2 separate regions of the Homo sapiens genome follow, and region 1 is linked to region 2. Evidence: chromatin loops called from intact Hi-C (ENCODE). Cell type or tissue: heart left ventricle. All regions are shown on one strand.

The links. Peaks named below come from ENCODE experiments on the same cell type or tissue, not always from the same donor. Only the 100,000 strongest peaks of a DNase experiment are listed, where the experiment ranks them.
Region 1: it touches region 2 in a loop (4-fold over the local background); 10 of 110 quality-filtered maps call a loop at or near these places.

The regions. Positions count from the first base shown.
Region 1 is chrX:154,474,969-154,482,968 of GRCh38, reverse strand. PLXNA3 (plexin A3) reads right to left here. Exons shown (of 33, transcript NM_017514.5): 33 at 5,190-8,000. It overlaps LAGE3 (L antigen family member 3), which reads left to right and starts at 3,688. Exons shown (of 3, transcript NM_006014.5): 1 at 3,688-4,241; 2 at 4,558-4,686; 3 at 4,911-5,194. The coding sequence starts at 4,054. The coding sequence ends at 5,025. RefSeq lists enhancers at 919-978, 3,314-3,813 and a silencer at 4,075-4,294. In heart left ventricle, no CTCF peak of the experiment used is centred here; DNase peaks (open chromatin) are centred at 3,658 and 3,998; H3K4me3 peaks cover 1,538 bases; H3K27ac peaks cover 1,005 bases.
Region 2 is chrX:154,395,410-154,403,409 of GRCh38, reverse strand. RPL10 (ribosomal protein L10) reads right to left here and starts at 5,033. Exons shown (of 7, transcript NM_006013.5): 1 at 5,016-5,033; 2 at 4,868-4,913; 3 at 4,014-4,072; 4 at 3,816-3,923; 5 at 3,469-3,607; 6 at 2,784-2,946; 7 at 1,078-2,708. The coding sequence starts at 4,890. The coding sequence ends at 2,556. DNASE1L1 (deoxyribonuclease 1 like 1) reads left to right here. Exons shown (of 8, transcript NM_001303620.2): 6 at 29-141; 7 at 220-468; 8 at 569-2,174. The coding sequence ends at 703. SNORA70 (small nucleolar RNA, H/ACA box 70) reads right to left here and starts at 3,129; the gene lies at 2,995-3,129. LOC124905228 (a long non-coding RNA gene) reads left to right here and starts at 4,568. Exons shown (of 2, transcript XR_007068356.1): 1 at 4,568-5,825. RefSeq lists enhancers at 741-940, 2,399-2,942, 2,943-3,488, 3,489-4,032, 4,033-4,578 and 2 more and silencers at 5,671-5,740, 5,811-5,990. In heart left ventricle, a CTCF peak has its summit at 4,489 (motif pointing left); DNase peaks (open chromatin) are centred at 4,509, 5,179, 5,719 and 6,279; H3K4me3 peaks cover 3,719 bases; H3K27ac peaks cover 3,059 bases.

The DNA of each region.
Region 1 (8,000 bases), 80 kb before region 2:
TGGATCAGCTGGTGTCCCATGTGAGCCTCACCAGCTCCAATAGATCTGCCCGGGCCTGGTACTCCCAGGAGTAGATGCAGCAGAGGTGGCCAGCCTTGAGCCTCCCAGCCCTGAAAAGCCTTCAGGAGAGATGAGAGACACACAGCAACTGCCCTGTCCTCCTCCAGGGCCCAGCTGGAGCGGCCTGCATACACCTTCAGGGCCCCACTGAATGGCCGGCAGTCCTCATTCCTCACCCTCTTCTGCCTTTGCTCTCCCGCTGTTTCCACCACTTGCTCCTACTCAGGCTCTCTTGCTGGTTCTTCACACACACCCCACCCCTCAATGTTGGTGCCCCAGGGCTCTGTCCCTGAGCCCCTTCTCTTCCCTCTGTATCACTCCTCGGGGAGCTCATCCAGCTTGCTTTCTATTTCTGTGCCTCACTGCCATGTCTATGTCTCATCCCGGCCCTCTCTCCTGAGCTCCAGCCCATGTCTTCCAGACAGCGCCTGACTTTGCTGCAGACGACACCCTGCTCATCACTGAGTGCCCCCTTGTGTCCCAGGTGCTGGCAACCCTGAGACTGGAAGACACAGTCCCTTCCCTCTTGGCACTCACGTCCAGCACTGGCCGGCTCCTCAGCACACACGTGTTCTCCACGGCCCGGCTGGAGGACTGGCAATGCCACTCAGCCAGGCTTCTGAGGGAGCAGGAGGCCATCTTTGCCTCTCCCAACTAGCCATTCTCCATAGGCAATCAGGCAAGAATATTTTTGGAAGCATCCAGGGCAGCTGCTACTGTATCCTTTCCTCCTCTGACCACACTCACCCCCAGCCCCTCATCAGGCAGCTGGCAGGGTCAGGCTGCCCCACTGTTGAGGACGCTCAGTTTGATCACGTGATCCAGGTGGCTGCTGCCAGATCTCTCCCCTGTAAAGACGCAGTTTCCCTTCCTGATTCACAAGTAATTTGGGGTAATATTTGGGGACTTTGTGAATATCCTGTCCCCAACAACCTTTCAGCTAATGCTTTTGCCATCCAGCGACAATTCCTTGCCTGAATCGATTTTTTTTTTTTTTTGTGAGACGGAGCCTCACTCTGTCACCCAGGCTGGAGTGCAATGGCGTGGTCTCGGCTCACTGCAATCTCTGCCTCCTGGGTTCAAGAGATTCTCCCGCCTCAGCCTCCTGAGTAGCTGAGACTACAGATGCATGCCACCACAGCCGGCTAATTTTTTTTGTACTTTTAGTAGAGATGGGATTTCACTGTGTTGGCCAGGCTGGTCTCAAACTCCTGACCTCGCAATCCACTCGCCTCGGCCTCCCAAAGTGCTGGAATTACAGGCGTGAGCCACTACACCTGGCCATCCTGAATCAATTATTAAGTTAATAACAATTAATTATTACATTGGTGGTTGCAAAGATGGTAATTTTCTGATAGTTTTTTCTACAGCTATTACTTGCCATTTCCCTATAAAAACCTTTCCTTTATCTCTGCTTTCTTTCCTGAATATCATGGACTTTTTTGTTTGTTTGTTTGATTGAGACAGAGTCTCAGTCTGTTACTTGTGCAGAGTGCAGTGGCTAGATCATAGCTCACTGTAGCCTTGACTTCCTGGGCTCAAGCAATCCTCCTGCGTCAGCCTCTCTGGTAGCTGGGACCGCAGGCACACACTGTCACAGCCGGCTAATTTTTTTTTTTTTTTTTTTGAGACAGAGTTTTGCTCTTGTTGCCCAGGCTGGAGTGCAATGGTGCGATCTGGGCTCACCACAACCTCCACCTCCCGGGTTCAAGCCATTCTCCTGTCTCAGCCTCCCAAATAGCTGGGATAACAAGCTCCTGCCACCACAACTGGCTAATTTTTGTATTTTTAGTAGAGATGGGGTTTCACCATGTTGGTCAGGCTGGTCTGGAACTCCTGACCTCAAGTGATCTGCCTGCCTTGGCCTCCCAAAGTGCTGGGATTACAGGCATGAGCCACTGCGCCCAGCCCCATGCAATTTAAATTAGAAATTAAAAAGTCATTCTGCGGTGTGGTGAATAGGTTGTAGAGGGGAAAGTGTAAAAGAGAATCAGCCAGGAAGCTGTTGAGGGAGGTCAAGGAAAGATGCTGGCTTCCACAGCAGACTAGCAGTGGAGAGCGAGAAGTGGGCTGATGTGGAACCTATTTCAGAGGGAAACCCAACAGGATTTGCTGATATAGTTCAGTGTTTAATCCTTCCTTATGACTGCAAAGGAGGAAAATAGGTTGTCCAAACATGACAAACACTGTTGGAAATTTTATGTCACTTTATTTATTCATTTTTTATTTTTATTATTTTTCTTTTTGAGACAGTCTCCCTCTGTCGCCCAGGCTGGAGTGCAGTGGCGTGATGTCGGCTCACCACAACCTCCACCTCCCGGGTTCAAGTGATTCTTCTGTCCCAGCCTCCCGAATAGCTGGGACTACAGGCGCACACCACGACACGCAGCTAATTTTTGTTATTTTTAGTAGGGCCGGGGGTTTCACCATGTTGGCCAGGATGGTGTTGAACTCCTGACTTCAAGTGATCCACCCGCCTCGGCCTCCCAAAGTACTGGGATTATAGGCGTGAGCCACCGTGCCCGGACTGATGTCACTTTAAATACTTTTTTTTTTATTGTAAATGTCATAAAAGACCACTTCGGAAAAATTGGAGGGAAAACACAAAAAGGAAATTAAAGTCACCCACCATACTATTAGCAGAGATCATGAGGATTTACCTGACGCTGTATTGTTCTAGGATTTCTCTACATATGTACAGTAAGAGACTAAGTTGGCATTTTCTTTTATTTTTTGAGGCGGGGTCTGGCTCTATCAACCAGGCTGGAGTGCGGTGGGGCGATCACGGCTAACTGCAGCCTCTGCCTCCCGGGCTCAGGCTGTCCTCCCATCTCAGCCTCCCTAGTAGCTGGGACCACAGGTGTGCACCATCACACCCAGCTAATTTTTGTATTTTTTGTAGAGGCAGGGTTTCACTATGTTGCCCAGGCTGGTGTCGAACTCCCGGGCTCAAGCAATCAACCCTCCTCAGCCTCCAAGAAGCTATGACTACAGGCACGCTCCACCACTCCCAGCTAACTTTTAAAATTTATTTTTGTATTTTTTGTAGAGACGGGGTCTCACTATGTTGCCTGTGTTTGTCTTGAACTCCTGGGCTCAAGTGATCCTCCTCCCTTGGCCTTCCAAAGTGCTGGGATTCCAAGCGGGGGCCACTTTGCCTGGCCTAAACTGGCATTTTCATACTCATAGTTGTGCAGTCTGATTTTTCACGTTATATTAGACCTAGACCCACCGCCAGTACTTTCATTCAAGGCCCTGTCATTTTTCGCCTCCGTGCAGGCCTCCTGCTGACAGGCTCCCCCGCTCTGCACAGCCCACCCGCTCTAAAATGCTTCCTCTAAAATGCACATCCGATGCTTCACAGTCCATGGTGAAGCCCCGTTGGTTGGGCACTGGGGTTGAGGGCAAGAGCAGTATCCTTGGGGGTTACCCGACCCGGCCACCCTCCCTCTGCGAATCGCAACATGGACGTTGTGCCACATCTCCTGGGGCTCTTGGGTCCAGGTAAGAAACGGGGCGGGAAGCCGTCCAGGCACCGCAGGGCCTCACTGGGGCCTCCAGGGACAAGGGGGAAGGCCCCGCCAGCGCAGGCGCGCTAAGGTCACAAGGCGCGCTTAGGGGCGGAGCCTCGCGGGGTGCGCCTCTGGGATAGGCGACCACGGTGTCTTCAAAAGCCCCGTCAGGGTTGGCTTCCTGGGGCCGGACCGACTGTGGGTCAGTTTGCACCAGCGCTCTGGAATCGAGTTACGCGCGAAAGGGCAGAGTTTCTGGAGGAAACCGCAGCCTCTCAACCGCTGACCGGGTCTCAGAAGGCCCCCGGCAGGGCCGCTTGGCGGGAACTGACCACGCGCCAGTCAGGCTCTCCAGGGACCTGCGCAGGCGCGTGTGGGCGGAGTCGTGCGCAGGGGGCGGGGCTTCGGGAAGGAGCCACAGAGAGGGCGGGGCGTAGGACCTGCGCTTCGGGGGTGGAGTCGGAGCGGCGCGGCGGCGGTCATGCGGGACGCGGATGCAGACGCAGGCGGAGGCGCTGACGGCGGGGATGGCCGGGGTGGCCACAGCTGCCGCGGGGGCGTGGACACAGCCGCAGCTCCGGCCGGTGGAGCTCCCCCAGCGCACGCGCCAGGTCCGGGCAGAGACGCCGCGTCTGCGGCCAGGGGGTCACGAATGCGGCCGCACATATTGTATCCTTTCCGAGCTGGGGGCTGCTTGCGGCGGAGCGAGGGCTGGACTCGGGGAGAAGGAAAGGAGGGCGGGCGGGGGGCCGACGGAAAGGGTAGCAGGGGGGGACCGGGGCTGGCGTATACGGTCAGAGGTGGTCGGAGGAGGGGAAGACATTGAAATGGAGGGAGAAGCTCTGCTAACGGTGGCCTGGGCGAGGTAAGGAGTGAAGGGGGTGACACTAGGCAGGGTGACCTGAGAGGGGGCTTCAGAGGAGCAAGAAGGCCTGAGACATAGGCAAGATCGTATCAGATGGCACCTTAACCGAATGACCCCCAGCACCCTCAGCGTGCCTTTCCCGACCCCCTTGGAGGCGGAAATCGCCCATGGGTCCCTGGCACCAGATGCCGAGCCCCACCAAAGGGTGGTTGGGAAGGATCTCACAGTGAGTGGCAGGATCCTGGTCGTGTAAGTTCTGAAAGGGACGGGGTTGGGGGAGGCGGCCCATGGAGACATGGGGGACATCCAAGGATGAGCCCTAAGGAGCGCCAGGTGCGCTGGGCCGGTCTCTGCCTGAGGGGCTGTGTAATGGCAGGGCTCCCAAGGGTTTGCTATATTGGGTGCCTGAGGGGCAGAGCGAGGGACCAGGAGTTGCCACCTCCAATTTGATTTTCTTTTCCCCTCACTTTTAGCCGCTGGAAAGCTGAAGACTGTCGCCTGCTCCGAATTTCCGTCATCAACTTTCTTGACCAGCTTTCCCTGGTGGTGCGGACCATGCAGCGCTTTGGGCCCCCCGTTTCCCGCTAAGCCTGGCCTGGGCAAATGGAGCGAGGTCCCACTTTGCGTCTCCTTGTAGGCAGTGCGTCCATCCTTCCCTAGGGCAGGAATTCCCACAGTTGCTACTTTCCTGGGAGGGCCTCATGTTTTATCTGGTTCTTAAATGTTTGTTACTACAGAAAATAAAACTGCGCTACTATTCCAAGTCTGAGTTTATTTGCAGCTGGGGCACCTCCCAATATTCTTGTTGTGCTTGGGTTGCTGGGGGGGGGGTTCTAGAATTCAGATATTCAAGGAGTACAAGGAAATTGAAGACAATTTAGGAAATGGAAGAAAATGAAAATCAATTGGGTTCTGTCATTCAGGATTAACTACTGTCAACATTTTGGAATACTTCCTCAGTTTTACAGTTGCACTTACATAGTAAATGTGTAACTGTAATATACACCACATAATATTTGCAAGTTTAGTGTTAAATTTTTTTCCTGATTTTTAAATCTAACATGAGCTTTTTTCCTCTAACGATCAGTGAAGAAAGTGCTGGGGCAATTGACTAGTGTCTGGGGCAAGGAGTTGGCTCCCTGGAAAATACAGTGTCTCCAGCCTTAGGGCTCTTTTATAGATTCTATCAGATTTTCTGAGAGTGAAAAGGAAGAGGTACAACTGCTTTTATTCTCAGAAAACAAGGAAATGGTTTGATCCTTTTGAGTCTTGCTTTGAAGATGTGCTGTGTGGGACCAGAGCAGCTCTTAACTGTAGGCTTGTTTCCCTCTATGGAGGCAACAAACACCATTCTGGGCACCCTGGCCAGTGCTGCCTAGGTGAACATGAGCTTCTCTATCCTGGTGGGTGGGGACAGCTGCTAGTCCCTGTCCTGCTTGCACACTGGAGTTACCGTTCATCCTCTCCTGCTGGGGTGATGGCCTTCCCTGGTCTTGGGTAGCTTCCTCACACGCCTGTGCTCACCAGTAGTCGTAGTCCGCTGCACACTGGAACGGGAGCCTCTGTGGATATCCAGGGTTCTTTCCCTGTGCAGCTCTCTTCTCTCTGGTTCTCCGCCCTGCAAACTCCAGCTGCTGGGACGCTCTGAATCAGTTTCAACTCCTAAAGTCCGGGTGTCTGCCAGGCTCCACCAGGAAACTCCACACAGGACACTGGGCCAGTCGCATGGCTTACCTTGTTTCCCAGCTCCCACACGTCGCTGTCCCTCACTGGCCCACAGCCAGTTTTTTAATACTCTGCATTCCATATATTTTGTCTGGTTTGGCGTGTTCTTTCATTTGGCATGACATATCCAGTCCCTATTACTCCATATGGAGGAACAGTTTCCCTTTGTAGAATCTGGGGAGCTCTGCCAGTGGTGACGGTGGCACTGGCCTTCAGCTTATGAAGATGACACTTTCCTCTCTCCCTCTCTTTTGCTCTCATTCCTTTCTTCCTTTCTTAATATTTTTTAGACATTAATTATTGACGAATAGTTGACAATTTAGATCTTTCACTTTTTTTTTTTTTTTTTGAGACAGTGTTTCACTCTTGTTGCCCAGGCTGGAGTGCAATGGTGCGATCTTGGCTCACCGCAACCTCCACTTCCCGGGTTCAAGTGAATTCTCCTGCCTCAGCCTCCCAAGTAGCTAGAATTACAGGCATGCACCACCACGCCCAGCTAATTTTGTATTTTTAGTAGACACAGGGTTTCTCCATGTTGGTGAGGCTGGTCTCGAACTCCCGACCTCAGGTGGTCCACCCACCTCAGCCTCCCAAAGTGCTGGGATTACAGGCATGAGCCACCGCGCCCAGCCGATCTTTTGTTTTTTAATTATTATTATTTTTTTTGATACAGGGTCTGGCTCTGTCACCTAGGCTGGCACAATCACAGCTCACTGCAGCCTTGTTCCCCAGCACCTCAGCCTCCTGAGTAACTGGGACCACAGGCATGCACCACCATGCCTGGCTAGTTTTTTATTTTTTGTAGAGAGGGGATCTCGCTTTGTTGCCCAGGCTGGTCCTGAACTCCTGGGCTCCAGTGATCTTCCCGCCTGGGCCTCCAAAAGTGCTGGGATGACAAGTGCGAGCCACCACACCTGGCCCCAATTTAGCTCTGTTTCCCTTCCTCTTCCTCTCATGATGCTTCTGGTAGATTCCATCCATTTCTGAGGGATTTCCCCTGAGGTTAAAACTGCCTTGTTTTCCTGTGGCTTAGTTGTCATTATCATATGATGGTAGTATTTTCAACCATCTCCCTTATCCTCTGTCCTCTGTCCAGATGGTTCTGTCTGGGCCGACGGCACAGCTGTCATCCCGCAACTTCTCTTTATCCTGGGCTACAATCCAGTCCTGCCTCACACGTCCTTCTCTTTATTATTTTACTCCTTATTTGTGCAGTTGGTTGTTATGTGGACTTGTCTAGTTTTGGTAAACACCTACGGTCCTATAACCACCACCACTGTCTGGCACCGTGGCCCCACAGCTGGACGGCTGGAGCTGGCAGCTTTTAAACCCAACTCAGGTGGCTGTCCAAGCCACCCTATTTAAAATTGCATCTCAAAAAAAAACAAAAACAAAAAAAGAAGAAAGGCCAGGAACAGTGGCTCATGCCTGTAATCCCAGCACTTTGGGAGGCTGAGGCGGGCGGATCACCTGAGGTCGGGAGCTCGAGACCAGCCTGACCAACATGGAGAAACCCTGTGTCTACTAAAAATACAAAATTAGCTGGGCGTGGTGGCACATGCCTGTAATCTCAGCTACTCAGGAGGCTGAGGCAGGAGAATCACTTGAACCCGGGAGGCGGAGGTTGCGGTGAGCCAAGATCATACCATTGCACTCCAGCCTGGGCAACAAGAGTGAAACTCTGTCTCAAAAAAAAAAAAAAAAAAAATTGCATCTCACTTGGCTGGGCACAGTGGCTCACAACTGTAATCCCAGAATTTTGGGAGGCCAAAACAGGAGGATCACTTGAGCCCAGGAGGTTCAAAACCAGCAAGACTCCATCTCTACTAAAGAAAAAA
Region 2 (8,000 bases):
GGCAGCCCTCGGTCCCTGGGCCTTGCAGTCCTTCCCAGCCTGGTGTTGGTCCCGCTGCACACCACTCCTAAGGCCGTAGAGAAGGAGCTGAACGCCCTCTACGATGTGTTTCTGGAGGTCTCCCAGCACTGGCAGAGCAAGGTAGGCCTGGGCAGTTTGTACAGGAGGGACAAGGATAGGGTGGCCCAGCGGCCAGCCTGATGGCTGCTGTGTCTCTAGGACGTGATCCTGCTTGGGGACTTCAATGCTGACTGCGCTTCACTGACCAAAAAGCGCCTGGACAAGCTGGAGCTGCGGACTGAGCCAGGCTTCCACTGGGTGATTGCCGATGGGGAGGACACCACAGTGCGGGCCAGCACCCACTGCACCTATGACCGCGTCGTGCTGCACGGGGAGCGCTGCCGGAGTCTGCTGCACACTGCGGCTGCCTTTGACTTCCCCACGAGCTTCCAGCTCACCGAGGAGGAGGTGAAGGGATGGGGCTGGCATGAGGAGGGAGGGCAGCAGCAGGGTCACAGGGAAGCCCCTCGGCCCCGGGCACTGACACTGCCCCACCACCCATTCCCAGGCCCTCAACATCAGTGACCACTACCCCGTGGAGGTGGAGCTGAAGCTGAGCCAGGCGCACAGCGTCCAGCCTCTCAGCCTCACTGTTCTGTTGCTGCTATCACTCCTGTCCCCTCAGCTGTGCCCTGCTGCCTGAGCGTCCCCCTACCCCCCCAGGGCCTGCTGCCTTTTGGGACTTAAACCCCAGCCTCCCCCGTCCATCCAGCCCTGGGGCTGGGGGGCTTCAACTATAGTTGCCCTGTGACTGTAGTCCACCCCTGCCTGCCTTGTTTGATTTGGCTCTTGTTCTTTGGTTGGGCTTGTGCCTAGATTAGGAGAGGAAGCCAGGGGCCCTGCACTCATGCCACCTGCCAGGTAGTGTAGTATCAGGAGTGGAGACAAAGTGGGCTCTGGGTTGGGGTAGGGGAAGGGAGGGTTCAGAAAGAGGAATGAAGATGTTGTATGACAAGAAGGAAAGTTACTGAGAACAAAAACCCAGATTGGTGAGATAGGACACTTGTGCAGCAGATATGCCAATGGGCCATGTTTATTGTGGATTGGTAAGAATCACCAGGAAACCATTAAGCCCCAATAGCTACAAGGAGGGTGGTTAATCTGCTATATCAAACTCCTTCCCTGAAACCAGCAAACACCGGGAAACATTTTGGCTCATTATAATCCGGTGAACAATGCAGTCAGGCCTGTTATAACCGCTGAGCAGCCACACTCGCACCTCCTGGGTGCTGTAGTCTGTGTTGGTACAGGCTTCTGCATGCCTGGTAAAGTCCAGCCAAGGCTGGTCAAGGCAACATCTCCACACAGAAAATCTGCACCAGTTATGTAAGCTAAAAAGCTGTGTGAACCCAGGTGTCCCGGAAAGGGGCTGCAGGACACAGCAAAATGCCAGCAGCATGCCGGACCCCTCCCTTCCATCCTCCTCTCCAAAGAAGAGAGGTCAGGAAAAACACTGGCTGGGACGCTAGAAGGGTCATGTGTTAACTATAATCACATTTATGGTTTGGAACCATCACCCCAAGGTAAAAAAAAAATAAAAGGTATTCCCAGGTATGTTTGGCAAAATAAAATAAAGGTAATTAAAAACCTAAGAAATGGCTGTAAACTGAGATTACAAAAAACCAGAGGCCTTTTGGGAGCCACAGGCTGGGGGCTGGGGCCAACATACCCCAGCTCTGGGACCAAAAGCCTTTGGAGTCCTGTCCCTGGATACAGATGCTCAGGCCACCCACCTAGCACTCCTCTCATTTTTGCTGCTCCCCCAAAAGCCAGCGCTGTTCTACAATAGTTCAGGTCAGACATCTAAGATCCCCAGGCCAAACCATGCCACACACGTGTCTGTTCCGAGGTCTTGTTACAAATGACCAAAGGTTAGCCTAGACCTTTGGTCAGGTGGTGAAGGCCCTGGGAATGCAGGTTCTAGAAGGGGTGGGGGCATGGGGCCCAGGAGGTTGCTAGAGATAGGAAATGGGGCAAATCGCAGGTGACCTCAGCAGTACCTGGATGATTCCCACCAAGGAGGAATGGCCAAACCAGATGGGTGAGAACAAGCCCAATGTGATGCACACCTACCCTTGCTAAATAAACGCTGCTGGTCAGCCTCTAGCCCACAAGCCCCTCTTGGTCCGCATGTGTTGTAATAAGCAACACAACTGTAGGCTGACCCCAGCCTGGGATTGCAAGGCTTTGCTGCAGCTGTGCTTCATGAAAAGCACTTCAGTGTTTTTCAACCTACTGCCTAGGACCTGGGGAGGTCCAAGTCAAGCTCCAGAGTAGACAACTGACATAAGGCCACCAGTCCCAGCCCTTTGCAGGGTTTGCTGCCTCATGAGCAGGGCTGAGTTGTCAACCTGTTTCTGAAGTGAAAGGGCAATGACCCAAAGGTTCCCAGAGGAAGTTCCTTCCCCGTCAAGAATGTAGATACAAAGACATAGGTGGACAGGAAGTAGAATTTATTGGTGAGTATTAAGAGGGGGGCAGCACATTGGAAGCCCTCATGAGTGCAGGGCCCGCCACTTGTCCAGAGGGCCACGACTGGGGATGTACTTGACCCCACAGCCATCTGGGATGAGCCGCTTTTCAGCCACCATGTCTTCAAATTCATCAGCATTGAACTTGGTGAAGCCCCACTTCTTTGAGATGTGGATCTAAGGAGCAATGGAAAGAACTGAGTCAGGAGGCCTGGGGCAAAGGTGGGAGAAGGGGGCTGCAGCACTACATACCTTCTGGCGGCCAGGAAACTTGAACTTGGCCCTGCGCAGGGCCTCAATCACATGCTCCTTGTTCTGCAGCTTGGTGCGGATGGACATGATAACTTGGCCAATGTGAACCCTGGCCACAGTGCCCTGGGGCTTTCCAAAGGCACCTCGCATGCCTGTTTGGAGCCTACATTGGGGTAGTGCAAGGTCAGAAACATGAACATCCACCTGAAAGGCCTGTCTCCAAGGTCCCTTAGAGCAACCCATACAACCAACAGGCTGCGTACACTACCAAGGAAGCTGCTGTGTGCAGCCATCGCACACTGGGTCCCCATGAGGAAAGGAACTCAGTCGGCTTAATTGGCTGCGGAGCATCCCAAGAACCACTGAAAAGGCGCCACTGGGCTCCTCTGCCAGCTTCAGCTACCTGCTGGCAAGATGGTTGTCATTCAGCTAAAAGCAAGAAGAGCTACTCCCATCACCAGTGTTTCCCCTAACCTGTGGGGAAGAGCTTGCTAAGACTTACTCATGCTTTGTTTGTATCTGCAGGAAGGGGTCCTGAGTGACCACTGAAAGTCACTTGCCAGCCTGGCTTTTCTAGTAGCCATAGTGGCTGAGTCACTGGGGCCACCTCTATGCTCTGATAAAATAATGCAAGCCTAATAATGTAGAGACTCCAACTGCCTTAAAAGGCCCAGACCAAGCTCACCTGTCAGCCCCAGCACAGGACAACATCTTGTTGATGCGGATGACGTGGAAGGGGTGGAGCCGCACCCGGATATGGAAGCCATCTTTGCCACAACTTTTTACCATGTACTTATTGGCACAAATTCGGGCAGCCTCCAGGGCTAGGTAGGGAGAAGAAAAGCAGCAAAGTGAGAGAAGATAATAGAGAAACATTCACCACGACTATCTCCAGCTCAGGGGAACTGTGTTGGCTGAGTTTTGTAAGGCTCATGTTTCATCAACTCCCAATTCCAGTGCAGTGTATGTGGGTGGGGTTGAGGGAGCACGGAGGAAGGACTGGGGGGTGACGAACAAAGAATCCTGCCTTACCTTCAGAGGACAGCTGCTCATATTCATCTGACACCATGTGGCCACAAAGCGGAAACTCATCCACTTTTGCCTTTTTCCGCCCCAGGTCAAAAATGCGAATCTTGGCATCTAAAAGGATTGGGTAAGTGTGCAGGGGGTGTCACAGACGGACGCGGAGTCCGCAGAGCCAACCAGTGCAGGGGCTCTTCCACTACTTACCAGGGACACCTCGGCAGAAGCGAGACTTTGGGTACGGCTTGTTCTTACAATACCGGTAACTGCAGGGGAGTGAAAAAACACAGGTTAGGTGAGGTTCACAGAAAGCCCAACAGGCACTTTGCCCCTCAAGGAACAACCCAAACGAGGGACGGGAAAAGGGTGGGGAATGCACGTCCACTTCTAAACCGTTTCCATTCGGGGAAATAAACTACAAAGCAACAGTTGGCTGCTGCAACACAGACAACACCCAAGACTAGAAACAACAGACACCATCTTCCGTTACTTTGTCTTACGCTTCCTATAAACACTTTGCAACAAACTTTCCTAGTTAAAAATTCTCTCTTCAAGACACTGCGTACTACAAAATCGCCGCATTATCATTGCACAGCTCAGGTCACCCAATTTAAGACTTTCGGGCACGTGGCACTAAATCCACCTCCAAGCCGAGTGGAAATGCGTCTGGCGCCCCCTGTAGGACACAGGAGGCGGCCGCACCCGTTTTTCCCGGACTGCCCTTCACGTCCGACAACGCACGCGGCACGTCGCCCGGAAATAAGACAGAGAACGCACACAAAGGCCCCAAGAGCGTATCTAGCGCCCGAAAATGCGGTGAGCTTGCAGGACACAGGCAGAGATACGAGGGAACCGTCGCTTCCACACCGACACGGGAACGAAGGAACAGACAGTAATATTGCAGACTAAAAAATAGCCGGGAGGTGTAAAACATAGGGTCAGTTCCCAAGACAGGGCCGCCGCACGGGGGAGGCTCCACCCCACAATTGTTTTCAGCGGCCATAGGCACTTCTTTCCCCGCCCGTTTCCCAGCAGTGAAAGTACACGGATTCAAGACTCACCAACGGGCGGGGCGGCGGCCCATGGCGACACCAGGATCTTCAGTGGCTGCAACGAAAAAGAGAGAGTCGGAACGGAAGACGAGAACAGACCTAAAAGGTGTGAGAACCAGCAACGGCACCGCAAGAGACGACAACTGCGCTTACTCACCACACCGAAGGGAAAGAGGCGCTCCTCCGCCTGCGCATGGCTTATATAGGCGGTCTGTCTGCGCGCGTAAGAACCATAGAGTCCTGTCGAAGACGGGTGGACGCTCTGTCAGACGTCATGACCATAGACGCAGCCGCTCTTGGCGCTTGCGCCCGGGCGTAGCCCAGCACATGCGCAGATCAGAGAGGTGACCGGGTACCAGGGCCGCGGGCGGCCAGCTGACGAATGGGGCTTCGCCACATGGTCGCGAGAAGCCCGCTTCCGGCTGGCCATCTTGGGCGTAGAACTCTTGCCCTAGGCTTTGCCGTTAACTGTGACAGACGTATATTTCTGAGAGTGGAAAAAAGGAAAGTACCCTAGGTGGGCCTCCCGGCGACCGCGAGAGTGTCCCTGAGCTTGCACGGGTCTCGGACACGCGCTCCGTGCCTCCTTCTAGGCTAGAGGCCCCGGCGGTGAAGCGCCATACGGGGATCTGGGCCCGCGTTCCTTTGTCAACCCGGGAGGCCGGAGGGGGAGACCCATTCCCCTACCGGAGAGGCTGGACCAGGCCTTGCTGGGAGCCATGCCCCGTATCCCCGTTTCCTGGAGACCCAGGGTTCGCACATTGCCGCGGGGAAGAGGTCGAGGAGAAATCTCCACGGAGACTCATGGCCTGGGAAACCCCGGGGCATCTCTAGCCCCGCTCCGCCCACCCTGACCCGCACCGTCCCGACCAGCTGCGTCTCGGGCGCCGCCTCCCATGAGCCGCTCTCGCCTGGGCACCGCCCCACCTCGCCCTTCCCACTCCACTGTGCTCAAGAGTCCCTCCGGGTGCGTCTGGGGGTCGTGGGGAAGCAGGGCCGCCCCCACCCGCCCACGGGGCAGCATCCGGGGAGAGGTGCGCAGAGCAGGCGGGCGTCCTGGGGGAAGTGGCATCTGGAGGTATCTGTCCACCATTCTGCAGGTGGGGCGCGGTGGGGTAACAAAGTCTTCCCGTCCTTTGACAGGAAGGACGGGAGGAAATCCTGCTCGAGCGCACCTGTTTTCCAGGATGATATGTCGCTTTTATAAATGGCTGCAGGTCCCTTTGAGAAAAGCTTGGGACGATTTCTGGGGTGCACTTGCAGCAGTGGTGCAAGGTCCTTCCCAGGGGAACCTAGCCTCCCTTTCCATCATGGGACTCTGGATGCCGGCGGTGACTTAGGTCTGGAAACTGGGTTCGAGGCTGTAACACCACTGGGGCAGTACAAGTCAGGAATTGCGGCGGAGTGCCGTGGCTCACGCCTGTGATCTCAGCACTTTGAGGGGCGGAGGTGGGCGGATCACTTGAGCCCAGGAATTTGAGACCTGGACAACATGGCGAAAAACCGCCTCTACAAAAATTAAAAACTAAAAATTGGCTGGGCGCAGTGGCTCACGCCTGTAATTCCAGCACTTTGGGAGGCCGAGGCGGGCGGATCATGAGGTCAGCAGATCGAGACCAGCCTGGCCAACATGGTGAAACCCCGTCTCTACTAAAAATACAAAAATTAGCTGGGCATGCTGGCTGGTGCCTGTAATCCCAGCTGCTTCGGAGGCTGAGGCAGGAGAATCGCTTGAACCCGGGAGGCGGAGGTTGCAGTGAGCCGAGACCACGCCATTGCACTCCAGCCTGGGTGACAGAGCGAGACTCCGTCTCAGAAAAAAAAAAAAAAAAAAAAAAATATATATATATATATATATTTAAAAATTAGCCAGGCGTGGCGGCACACTCTAATCCCAGCTGAGGTGGGAGGATCGCTTGAGCTCAGGACGCAGAGATTGCAGTGAGCTGAGATCACACCACTGTACTCCAGCCTGGGCGACAGAGCAAGACTGTCTCAAAAAAATTCGTGTATGGCCGGGCGCTGTGGCTCACGCCTGTAATCCGAGCGCTTTGGGAGGCCGAGGCGGGCGGATTACCTGAGGTCAGGAGTTCAAGGCCAACCTGGCCAACATGGTGAAACCCTGTCTACTAAAAATACAAAAATGAGCCGGGTGTGGTGGCACACACCTGTAATACTAGCTACTTGGGAGGCTGAGGCAGGAGAATTGCTTGAGCCCGGAAGACAGAGGTTGCAGTGAGCCGAGATCATGCCACTGCACTCCAGCCTAGTCTACAGAGAGAAACTATCTCAGAAAAAAAAAAAAAAATCTGCCTACAGGGCGGGTGCAGTGGCTCACGCCTATAATCCCAGCACTTTGGGAGGCTGAGGTGGGTGGATCAATTGAGGTCAGGAGTTGGAGACCAGCCTGGCCAACAGGGTGAAACCACGTCTCTACTAAAAATATAAAAAAATTAGCTGGGCATGGTGGCGCATGCCTGTAATCTCAGCTACTCGGGAGGCTGAGGCAGGAGAATCTGGCTTGAACCTGGGAGGTGGAGGTTTGAGTGAGCCAAGATCACACCACTGCACTCCAGCCTGGGACCACAGAGCAAGACTCATCTGTCTCAGAAAAAAAAGAAAAAAGAAATTGCACCTACAGTCTCCTCACTCTCTAGTGGGCGTTAAAATGAGCTTTCTGTAGCCAGTTTGGGCAGACGGAGGATACAGCCTAATCCTGGGTGCCCTAGTAGGTCGTGCAGGCTGTTCTCTGCACAAGGACATCTTCCTGGGGAGCGAGAGGGCTGAAATCCCTCCCGTGTCCTCGCCTCCAGCCGAGTACCTGCCCCGAGAGCAGAGTGCCTCTTGCTGATCCGCACATAAGCCTGCAGGGGTGGGTGGGGGCCCTGGAGCCCAGACAGGCACCAAGGAATCTTGCAGCCCTACAAGGTGAGGACGGGGGAACTGTCGGAGTTCCACCTGTTGGCTCCTCTCCCTCCTGACCTTCCCACGGGAATCCTTCCAACTGTTGGCTCAAAGAAATTGAAGTGGGTTTCTCCATTGCTACCCTCGCCATCTAGGACTCCACTGTCTTTTTTTTTTTTTTTTTTTTTTTTCTGAGATGGAGTTTCGCTCTTGTTGCCCAGGCTGGAGTGCCATGGCA